Regions from separate parts of the Mus musculus genome. Here region 2 is linked to region 1. Evidence: chromatin loops called from intact Hi-C (ENCODE). Cell type or tissue: left cerebral cortex. All regions are shown on one strand. Links, peaks and the distances in the headings refer to the core of each region. The heading gives the core; the rest is flanking DNA.

What was found. A loop is a pair of places that touch in the nucleus more often than their neighbours do. Peaks named below come from ENCODE experiments on the same cell type or tissue, not always from the same donor. Only the 100,000 strongest peaks of a DNase experiment are listed, where the experiment ranks them.
Region 2: it touches region 1 in a loop (2.3-fold over the local background); 3 of 42 quality-filtered maps call a loop at or near these places.

The regions. Positions count from the first base shown.
Region 1 is chr1:27,881,920-27,887,304 of GRCm38, reverse strand. It overlaps Gm5524 (predicted gene 5524), which reads right to left and starts at 3,259. Exons shown (of 2, transcript NR_151583.1): 1 at 3,227-3,259. In left cerebral cortex, for the core only: no CTCF peak of the experiment used is centred there; a DNase peak (open chromatin) is centred at 2,846.
Region 2 is chr1:26,899,641-26,905,025 of GRCm38, reverse strand. No RefSeq gene overlaps it. Among named protein-coding and RNA genes, the nearest start is that of 4931408C20Rik, 210 kb to the right of the region's middle. In left cerebral cortex, for the core only: CTCF peaks have their summits at 2,523 (motif pointing left) and 4,942 (motif pointing right); a DNase peak (open chromatin) is centred at 2,516.

The sequences.
Region 1 (5,385 bases), core at 291-5,290:
GCTTCCATGAATTCATGTCTCAAACTTGGAGTGTCGAGCTGGCAAAAGAGGCAGCTCCTTTTCTCTAAGTTACTTCACATTCTCTAGAATTCATTGACATTGCAAAGATATGCCTCAGTTCTTCAGGTTGGCCTGACCCCCTTCCTAAATCTCTTCTTTATATTACCATCAAAGTTCTACCAGTAAATGACTGGAAGCAGAACCATTGACATAACTGAATAAATACAATTATCTTTGCTTGCTTGCTTGCTTGTTTTAATGTCAGGGAGTAGTTTCCAAAGATTTCTCCTTCTGTCAAGTTGTTTCCTACAAATATTTTCTCTGTTTTATTTTCTAATAGCTGAGTAGCCATCCTCCAATCAAGCTGTTCCTTTTGCAAACATATTCCTGTCACTTCTTTCCTCTTTCATTTAGTATGTCAGCTCTCAGATCTATCAGTTACATTCTCAAGCACACTATTTTTCTTTATAACATATTTTATTCAAGTTTTGTAGGGCCCTATACTGTGCTTAATTTGTGGGACGGTCAGTCAGATTACAGCAGCCCCTGAAATGCTTTATGGTTGTAGCAGTGATCTTGACATACAAACCTTCTGATTTCCAAAGAATTGCCTTGTGAAACTCCCTGGCCTGTGAGAACTCTAAGCCCAAATGTCAATGTCTTTTTCCACTCTATGTTGAAGTATCTATATAGTAAATAATATTACTAAATTAAATGTTTGTCAACAAATAGATATTTTACATGTTCTCATTTAACCCTTTTAATAGAAAAAATAATAACTTATTTTCCCCTGAATTAAGGTAAAATATAAAAGATATAGCAAAATTATTACTGGGAATTTAAAGTTAACAGTCACAAATAATAGAAAATGTGACTGAATCCAGACCTGGCATTCCTGCACCTAAACCTCAAGAAACTGGAGGCCCCAGGAAGTGAAGAGATCTGGTGGGGTGTGTGTGGGGGGATGGACATTCTCATGGAGACAGGGTGGGGAGGAGGTAAAGGATGTGTAACAGTCAGAGGGTAGAATGGGGGGTGGATAAAATCTGGAGTATATAAAAAAAAAGATAACATTTAAAAAAAGAGTAAATGTGAAATAGAAATTGATCTCAGAAGCTTCCTCTCAGGCAAAAGATTTGAAGAGAATGAAAAGATGTATAAAATGACAGGGATGGTCTTAGTTCAAGCTGATGAGGCATTTTTGCTTGATGAATGAATGAATGAATGAATGGATCCCAAACAATTAGCTCTTAAAGCTTATGCAGAGCTGAAAATTCTATTCACACTGCTTTCACCACTTGGCTAATTTTTAATTTTCTGTGTAACTACTATTGTCATTTAATAAATACTATTTTATTACATAGTACAAATGTGTAATTTTTATTTATATACATGTCATAGTAAACTCTACTACTTTATTTCATCATTTAACACAATATACTTTTTTATATAAATCAATGGCTTTAATATAGTAAATCCATAGAAACATCATGATTTTTAAATTCAGTTCCAATGTATAGTCAGATTAAAAGTTTCCATAGAAAAGCCATAAGTTATAGCTCAAAGCCACTCTCTTATAAAACTGAAAATTCTCTGTAGACATCTAATGGAAGTTGTGGCTGTCTCTTCTTCATCAATACAGAGCCTTTAATAAAACTGGTCAACTTTTGATGAATACTATTCTAGTCCAAGGAAAAGAGTAACTTCCATTCTGTTTCATGTTTTTTAGAGCCATGCGGAGTTGAAAATTGAATGGTAATTTTCTGAAAAAGCTTTCTGGCTGAAGAAGATACAAAATGCAAATGAGAATGATGCTTCGAACTTGGACAGCTGATCTTCAGATCCCTGTTGGAGCCTATGATGGCTCCTGCTCCTTCTACTTTATTCTGAGATATTCTGTACTAGTTTTCTCTACCCACCTATTTCCTTGGGGAGTAGGTAAGAAAATATTGCTAATGGTAGACCCAGTGGGTACCTATCAGCAATTTATTTTACCTTTTTGTTTCAGTCAATAGTTTCGGTAATATTGTCTTTTCTTTTAATTTCTATTTTTATCATTGTGGATTTTGCCTTTGAATACTGTACATTTCAGCAATGTCCTTTCTGTTGGTATTCTATTTTCTTCCTCTCAAACAGGCCCTGGAAATCTAGCCTAGGCTGATCTGAAACGAAGCAACCCAGGATTCTTTCAAACTTCTGGCAAACCCTCCTGAATCAGCCTACTAAAAAGCCAGATTTAAATATATGGACCACAATGGTTGGCATTTTTGTCATTTTTTAACACCTATTTTTTTAAAGCATCATAAAAATCTTAATCAATGTAATCCTTATGCTAGGCCCGATTTGTCTTGCAAGTACAGTGACCCTGACTCATGGGGTTACTGAACTTCAGACCAGAGGTTCATGGAAATCAGAAATGGAACCCTTAATCTGTAGGAGGCATCTCACTTCCCGTGCTCTCTCTGTTTCAACTGAAAAAAAAAAAAAAACAACAAAAAAAAAACACTTTTGAAAATAAAAATATAATTGATATTTTTGCTATGCCATCTGTCTTTAATATTCTACATTGCATAGTATATGTGCAAAGCCCAGGGTTCTAAATAGATGCATAATGTTGACTGGAGTTGCAGAAAAAAATAATTAATAAAGAAAACCTGAACAAATTAAAATTACTATATAAAGAACAAGGAACTGAAGACTCTCCTTTGTGTGAGATAAGCAGGTCATCATGGCAAAAATCAGTGTCTTTGTGTTGAACAGAAGTAGTCCATTCTCATTAAACTCCTTTACCAAAACACAAAATGAGGTGAAATGAGGTCCCTCCCAGAACTCAGAACAGCACATTTTTGAGCAAGTGGTTACTTGCCTATTTTTTGTGGCAGATAAAAATAAATATAAAGAAATCAAGCAATATGTTCTTCAAAGACTGTATGCAAAGTATGGTATAAGTGGGAAGAAATCATATGTCTTAGCTTATGATGAGATGGGATTTACATAGACTAGCACCTTAATCAAAAAGTACTTGCTACTACCAATAAAGTAAGGTAAAGATTAAAATATTAATATTAAGTTTGTCCTTGAAAACTGAGCAAATATCTAATCACAGTACTGTATAAATGAGGATAATATTATATCAAGAGTCCTTTTGCAACTCTCAGAGGAATAAAATAAAGTGAAACAAAATGTATCCATTCCACCTGTTCTGAAATTTTCCTGAACCACTTACCTATGGATTGTGCTTCTAGAAGACATCAACATTGTGTTAGAAATGCCTTTTAGTGCAAATGTTGTTTTCAGTTGCTGGGTTAATAAATTACTCTATGTCCTGGGCTTATGCCAGTTCCATGATTTTCTTGTGTACTAAACTCAGAAGTCCAAAGTCATTTCAAGTTAATGACTAAACTCAGATGGTTCTCATATTTCTGGAGAAGTAGAGATTCATGAATAGAGTTTCCTTTTCTAGCTTTGATTAAGTACCCATTTTTCCCTGCTTTGGTTTCTTCTGACTTATTGAGGCTATGTCATAGTCATTCATAAACGCACTAACTCTCTCACTGGGATTTCTAGCACATTCCTTTTATAAAGACTTCTATTGTATCAGAAGGGATGATCTGTTATCAAAGTTTGTGACTTGATCTGAGGCATATCAATCTTTTTCACTGAATGAGCTAACACTAATATGTTACCAAATGGGGTGTATTTGGATATATGTGTATGTGGCTATTTTCAATTATACACTCACATTTGTTTTGATTGTTTGTTTTGTCTTGTTCTCATTCTTTTTTGGCCTTATGCTTACAAGCTTCTTTGTCTTTTTCTAGTATAGATTTGTGATATAGCCAAGATAAAGAACTTTATTTAATGAAAAGTGTATAAAGAGATGACAAGGTAAAAAAGAAATGGAGCAATGTCTGCTTGCTCTTAGAGCTGGTGGATTGAATCCCTGCAAGGAAGAAAGCTTAAGAGTCAGTAATCATTTGACAAAAGGTAATTCCAAAATTTCTATTCTGAGATAGTTTAATAAAAAATTGGGACTGGGACCTTCATCATTTCTGCACAGCAGATTTCTTATGCCCTTACAACTGTGAACTAGAATTTCTTTTTATGATGCTTAGAGACAATGATACATGCTTTTGTAAACATTATCAAAAATAGCTAAGTCATTTTGTGCAGTGAGAGTTTTGTGTAACTAAAACTAGTGTAGATTTGTGATGTAGCCAATGAAGACCCAGAACTTGTGATCACTCAGTGTTCTCCATTTCAGGGCAGAAGGACTGCACATCTAAGCCATCACACTTGTTCATAAAATGATGGGAAATTATACGCCATTTGTATTGTGTGTAGTTATTCTACATATTGAGCTATATCCTCATTCCTTAATACTTTTTACTGAAGTTGACGTTAAAGGCTTCATTTTCATTGTCTTAAGGATGGAAAGGATGACACCACAATTGTCAACAAGTATTTTGACAACTAACACATTTAAGCTGTGCCTAGTTCTACATACAGAAAGGAAGAATCTACCAACCTGGATTCTTTCAGATGAAATTAAAAATTATTTCAATATCACAAGAGGAAGACATTTAACTAGTTTTAAATGTGACCACAAAATCTCTGATACATGTATATGTGTGTGTATATATATATAAGAATGACTGGGTTCAAGCCAAGAGAAAGCCTTTGTTAGCCTCCAGGCTACTAAACTTAAGTCCCTAGTCTTTCTCAGGGTGAGCTTTTAAGCATAAACAACAGTTCCTGGGTTGACAGATATCAACTAGCAATAACAGTTAGCCAGAAACAGAAATATAGAAGCTGTAAAGAAAGGTCAGAGGCAGATGCTCAAAGCCTACCATTGAACTGTGAGCGGAGTTCTCAGTTGGAGAAGTTGGAGAAGGGACTGAAGGAGCTGAGGCAGTTCGCAGGCCCATGGTGGGGAGCAACAGTCCCAACCAGCCTGAAACTACCATAGTCTGGACCACCACCAAACAAAGGGTACACATGGAGCAACCCATGGGTCCAGCCGCTTATGTGACAGAGGATGATCTTTTTGGACATCAGTAAGAGGAACAGCCCTTGGTCCTGTGGTGGCTCTATGTTCCAGTGTAGGGGAATGCCAGGGCAGGAAAGTAGTAGTGGGTGGGTGGGTGGGGAAGACCCCGCATAGGCAGGGGAAGGGGGTAGGATAGGGAATTTCTGAAAAGGGGATAACATTTGAAATGCAAATAAAGAAAATATCCAATAAAAAAAATAAAGAAAAAGAAAGGTCAATACATTTAGGGACATTCTCAACATTTAGGGACATTCTCAACATTTAGAGACATTTTCAGCATTTAGGGACATTCTCCAAACCTTTGATAGGCTAGGTACTTGTTTTAACTTTCACAG
Region 2 (5,385 bases), core at 235-5,234, 980 kb after region 1:
AGCTGTTTCTGAAAGTCAAACTATTGACTCTAAAAGTTCTTCTGAATCTATGGGGTTGTATTAGGTTTGAAAGACCATGACTTGGGCAGCTGAAATATGCCATTTAAGGAAGGACACTAGAGCATTGATTATAAGAAGTCCTAAAGTAAGAACCAGCAAGAAAAGGCATAAGGGGCCAAATGGTCTGTTATTAATGATGTCAAACTAGGGGACATGTTGTATGGTATATCCTTTCAGATGAGCCCACAGACTATATTTCTTTATCTCTATCCAAGAGGTTTCGCTTGTTTTCAGCTAGAGAGTCTCTAATGACCCAAGAGTGATTAGAATACAAACAACATTTTCTCCATACATACATAGACCACTTTCCTTAAGGAAAAGACCTTGGTCTTTCTGAAAGGCCACTTTAGCCAGAAGGTTGTCCTGGCTTTCTAGTAATGAGGTGGCAATGTTTAATCTGGCCAGATCTTTTTTACCTTATTCACTTAGATATTTGAAATTGTTGAACTGAGAACAAAGTACCAATACCTATAGGAATGAAACAGTCATGCTGATCCCCATCAATATGAGCACTAGAATAGGGGCCACACATTTAGACTGAAATGGTGCTTATGGGTCCATAGAGATCTATCCCACAATTCCACCAGAGTACCAGACTTGAGAAACTATATGCACTAATACACATGACTGGGATTTGTTCATTAGTGAAATGGCTGACAGATACACAAGGTGTTAAAGCCCATGTGCACATGAATTAAATGACTTTAGGGGCAGCTAAGAGATCATTATTATTTTCCATGCCCAAGGAATTAAAATGTTTGAAGTAAATGAACTTTAGGATTTTAACAGATGCCTGCATAAAGGGATCTTGCCAACAAATAATTATTGGATCGTGGCAAATCCTATTTCCTTGCTGATCTCCTAGAGTGAAGGGTGAGTACCATGAGCAAGAGACAGTATCATTGAATGTTACCTGATTGACCCTCTGGAAGACCTTAGAGTCTATAATTGTGATGCCCACCTAATAAAATGGTTAGGGATCTAGGCAAAACCAATAGTCATTAGTCATATTAGGCCTGGTACCATTAAGAAACTTGAAGGGGGTCCAAATAGTATCCAACAGTGGGGTCGAGTGAAGTATAGGCAGCTCTGGAATCTCAAAGAGATTCATGACCACCAGAAGGTACAGTTTTGGGGTCATGGAGAATGACTGTGGATGGATGAGTCTCCAACCCTTTAGCTAGGGGCCTATGGGTCACAGGACTTCAGATTTCACAAGCATATGAATAGTAAATTCTGTCCCTTGGTCAGGTCAATATAGGTAAGCTCTGGATCCCCACATATACCCTGGTTCCCCGTCTGCATAAGAAGGGAAAGGGTCCCAGAATTTGAGGGTGATGACCATTGGATTGCAAGTCCAAGGTGTGCATACAGTTGGGTTGTGGGTAAGCTCTATCTTATTATAAGGGTTCCTGTCCTTTTCCATCCTGGTGTACATTTTGTACAGCTGACATCCCTGATTGTCCCCTTTGGACTAGTTGGTTGCTCAGGCAGGACTGGTCTGGGGTCACTGATTCAGGAGCTTTAGGAGATTCAGGGGTTCTAGACTACCTCTAGAGCTTAATGATTACCAATAACCTCTCAGGCCTACGCCTTTTGATATCCAGGAAAATGTATGATGGCCAATTTCTTTGAAAGCCAGCAGCAACCCAGGTGATCTAAGATTGTTTTTCATTGAGCTGTTAATAGTCCCCTTTGATGGTATATTGTTCTATGAACATGTGCAGTGGCAGATTTATATCATCTATTAGTATAGATATTAACCACTTTGTTCTTGCCCAACTGGAGTGCCTCAGTGAGGGCTATCTATTCTGTCTTAAGGGCTCAGGTCCCACTCAGGAGGGGAGATGCCCATGATGTCTGCTTCAGGTCAGCCACTGCTCCCATCAGTGTACATGGTGAGATCTGTCTTGGGCAGGGGTTGATCAGTCAAGTCTGATTGGGCTCCATGTACATGTTGCTAGATTTCAAGTCAGGTGACTGAGTTTTTTAAGTCCGGGTTAGGCAAGAAAGTTGCAGGGTTCAAAGAGGTAATAGGAGAAAAGGACACTTGGGGGTGGTTGAACAAAGACTGATAGTGAGTCCTGTTAGCATTTGAAATCTGTCAATCAGGGGGGCTTTTGAGGACTCCTTCTACAGCATGAGGGGAAGGTATGATCAAAGGCTTCCAAAGGGTTAATTTATTAGCATCCTTGGTCATTAGGGCAGTGACCACCATGACTCCCAAGCAGTTAGGTCATCCTGCCACGACTGGGTCCAAATTTTTAAAATGGTAAATCAATTGTCATCACCAGGGGCACAGGGTTTAGGTCAGCACTCCCTTCATGATGCCCTGTCTCTTGTCCACAAATAGGTAGAAAGGCTTGGTTTGATCAGTTAGGGCTAGGGTAGGGGTAGACAGTAGTGCTGATTTTAAGTCATTGAAAGTCCTCTAAATTTCCTGTCCATACAAAGGTCCCTTCCTGCCCCCTGGTGGCCTCAAAGAGTGGCCTGACTATTTTATCAAAGTTTAATATCTAGAGTATGCAAAAGTCGGTTGACCTTAAAAATTCTTCTACTTGGTGCCAGCTCTTAGACAGTGGGATACTTGAGATGATTTCATTACATTACTGAGAATTTGCTGACCCACCTTGAGTTGGAAGCCTAAGTAGGTCACTTCAGGGACAGAAATTTGAACCATCTTGTCTGTGACCTGTACCCCAAGTTCTGCAAGGTATGCAAGAGGTCCTGATAATCTCCATACAGGAGTTTATGTCAGTGGCAGCCAAAGGCAGGCCATCCACATGTTGAAATAATGACATATGTGGTTAAGTAGGTTGGTACTCACTCAGGTCTTAGTGGAGGGTTTCATCAAAGATTGTAGTCAAGTTCTTGAACCCTTGTGGCAGCTGTGACCAGGTCATCTGTCTGCTAAATCTGTCCTCTGGATCTTGTCATTAAAGGGAAAAGAGGGGTTGGATGTTTCTGTGCACAGGAATACTAAGTAAGGAATCCTTTAAACCTAACGCTGTAAATTTGCCTGTCCAGTGGTAAGGAGCTCAGAGGCATGTATGGATTTGGTACTGTTAGGTGGCTCTCTTTCTCTCACTTGTTCACCTCTCTTAAGTTATGCACTGTTCTATAATATTTTCTTCCGCATTTCTTGACCAGTAGCAGAGGAGTGTTTCAGGGAGACTGACATGCAACTAAAATCCCATGCTCCCTATAGCAGCTGATTCCTAAAAGACCTCTGGCAACAAAAGATCTTGTCTTATCCTGATGGAACTGAATATAGGTTTGGACTGGAGATAGGTGAGAGGCCAGAACCACAGTTTTTTTGTTTGTTTGTTTGTTTTTTGTTTTGTTTTTTTCAGCCCATATCTGGGGTGTCAAGTCCATGAGTTCCCTCATGAGTGTTGAGAATGAGTAGCCCCTCTGTCCTCTCTCCTCAGGTGATTTTTATTCTATAATGAGAGTATACAGACTAGAATTGAAATACCCTGCACAGACACATTGCCCTCTGGAGAGAAATGGATATGGACTCCCATTTTAGCTAGAAGATCTCTTCCTAATAAAGGATAGGAATATTCTGTACTTATCAGGAAAGAATGAGAGTCTTTTTCTCTAAAATGGTTCATTGGAGAGTTCATGGATACGACTTGTGCCTGTGGCACCTTGGAGTATGGTGGTCTGGATAGTCATAGGGCCTAAGGGGGTTGGGAGGATTGAATGGTGTACATACTCCAGTGTCCACAAGAAAATTGACTGGGTATCACCCCATTTATAGGGCTACCCTGGGCTTGGAAAGGGGCTTCTAACCCCAACTGCCTCAGCCTCCTTATTCTAACACACTTCAGTTTCTAGTGCCTTTGAGGGCATTCTCCCTTCCAATTGTTCATTTCTTTTCAATAGGCACATTGATTTCTCAGGAGTCTAGGATGAGGTTGATTGCCTATATTTGTCTCAGGAAGAAGGGAGTAGGAGTGGGACCTTTTTTGGCCTTTCTGAGGTGCCCAAGACAAAATTTGGACTTTTGCAAGCTTTCTTGCCTGTCTATCCTTAGGACTGTCTCAGCTGTTGAAAGTTCTGCTAACAATATCTATTAATTTAGACGGATTTTTTACTTTCAACGCCTTCAATTTTCTGGAACTTTTTTTTTCCAGATGTCAGGGGCATATTGACCCACAAAAGCCACATTGATGGCCCATTGGTTCTCTGGTGCTTCTGGGTCAACTCTTGTGTAAATCCTGTAGTCATCTAATAACCTCTCCGGGAAGCAGCAGGGGAGTCTGTCACTTCCTGGACTATCGGACCTACATTTGACACATTTGTAGGGTGTATTGTGGCAGCCCTGAACCCCTCCCCTTCCCCATCCCAGCCCCAATTAGAATCTGGCGATCGACTATAAATACCTCACATTCTCAAGCACGGTAGGATTTCATTGTGAGCTCGTCTGAGCAAAGCACAATCAATTGCCATGGGGTTCTCAGCATATCTTCAGTTGTATCCTCGAACCAACTGTGGGCTTTCAGTCAGATGTGGCCCTGCTCCTTGGTAGGGAAGGGAGTCCAGAGGAGTTTTTGGCTGTCCCCCCAGGTAGGTTTCTGGGTAATAAAAATGGTTTCTAAACAGGAGATTAAAGACTGAAGCTTTCCTGAAAAAGGAGGACTCAGGGCCTTCCAGTTGTAAATGTCACTTGTAGGGAAAGGATGGTGATAGACTACAAAGGGCTTGCCTTCCTTAGCAGCAGATGTGGCAACAATGCATACTAGAAAGGTTTCAGTTGAGGAACTGAAGTGGGTGCTACATGGGATGAGACAGTATGGTTAGGGAAGAAGATGAGGGATAGGAAACAAAACCCTAGGGATTGGTGGGGCCGCCAGTAGGGGGCTCCACAAAGAGGCCAGTAAGGAGGTGGCAACTGGCTCTCATCATCTGGATAGGACAGGATCAATCTGTGTTGCTAACATGTTTTTGCCTCTGTTCGTTTAAAGAAAGGTGGAATGCAATTTTTCAACCACTTGGAGGCGTCAGAGAGAAGAATTCATCAGATTCTGACTCAAGGAGCCTGGACAGGGTGTCCAGAATGTCTGAGGACAAGAGTCTGTATGGGAAGTAGAACTATAGGGTCAAAATATTCCTCTCTAGGCCAGCTGGTGCTGAATAAGGGCCCTTCAAGCACACAAAGAGTACAGTTTTCTGGGGGAAAACTCCATCCCCGAAGATGTCATGGCCATCTGAATGTCCTTAAAATGGCAAAGGATTCCCCCAAGAGTGGTGTCCAGAGTGGAGCATGTCCTCATGGGTGGCTTTGAGTACTCTTTCCACCCAAGCCTCAATGTGCCA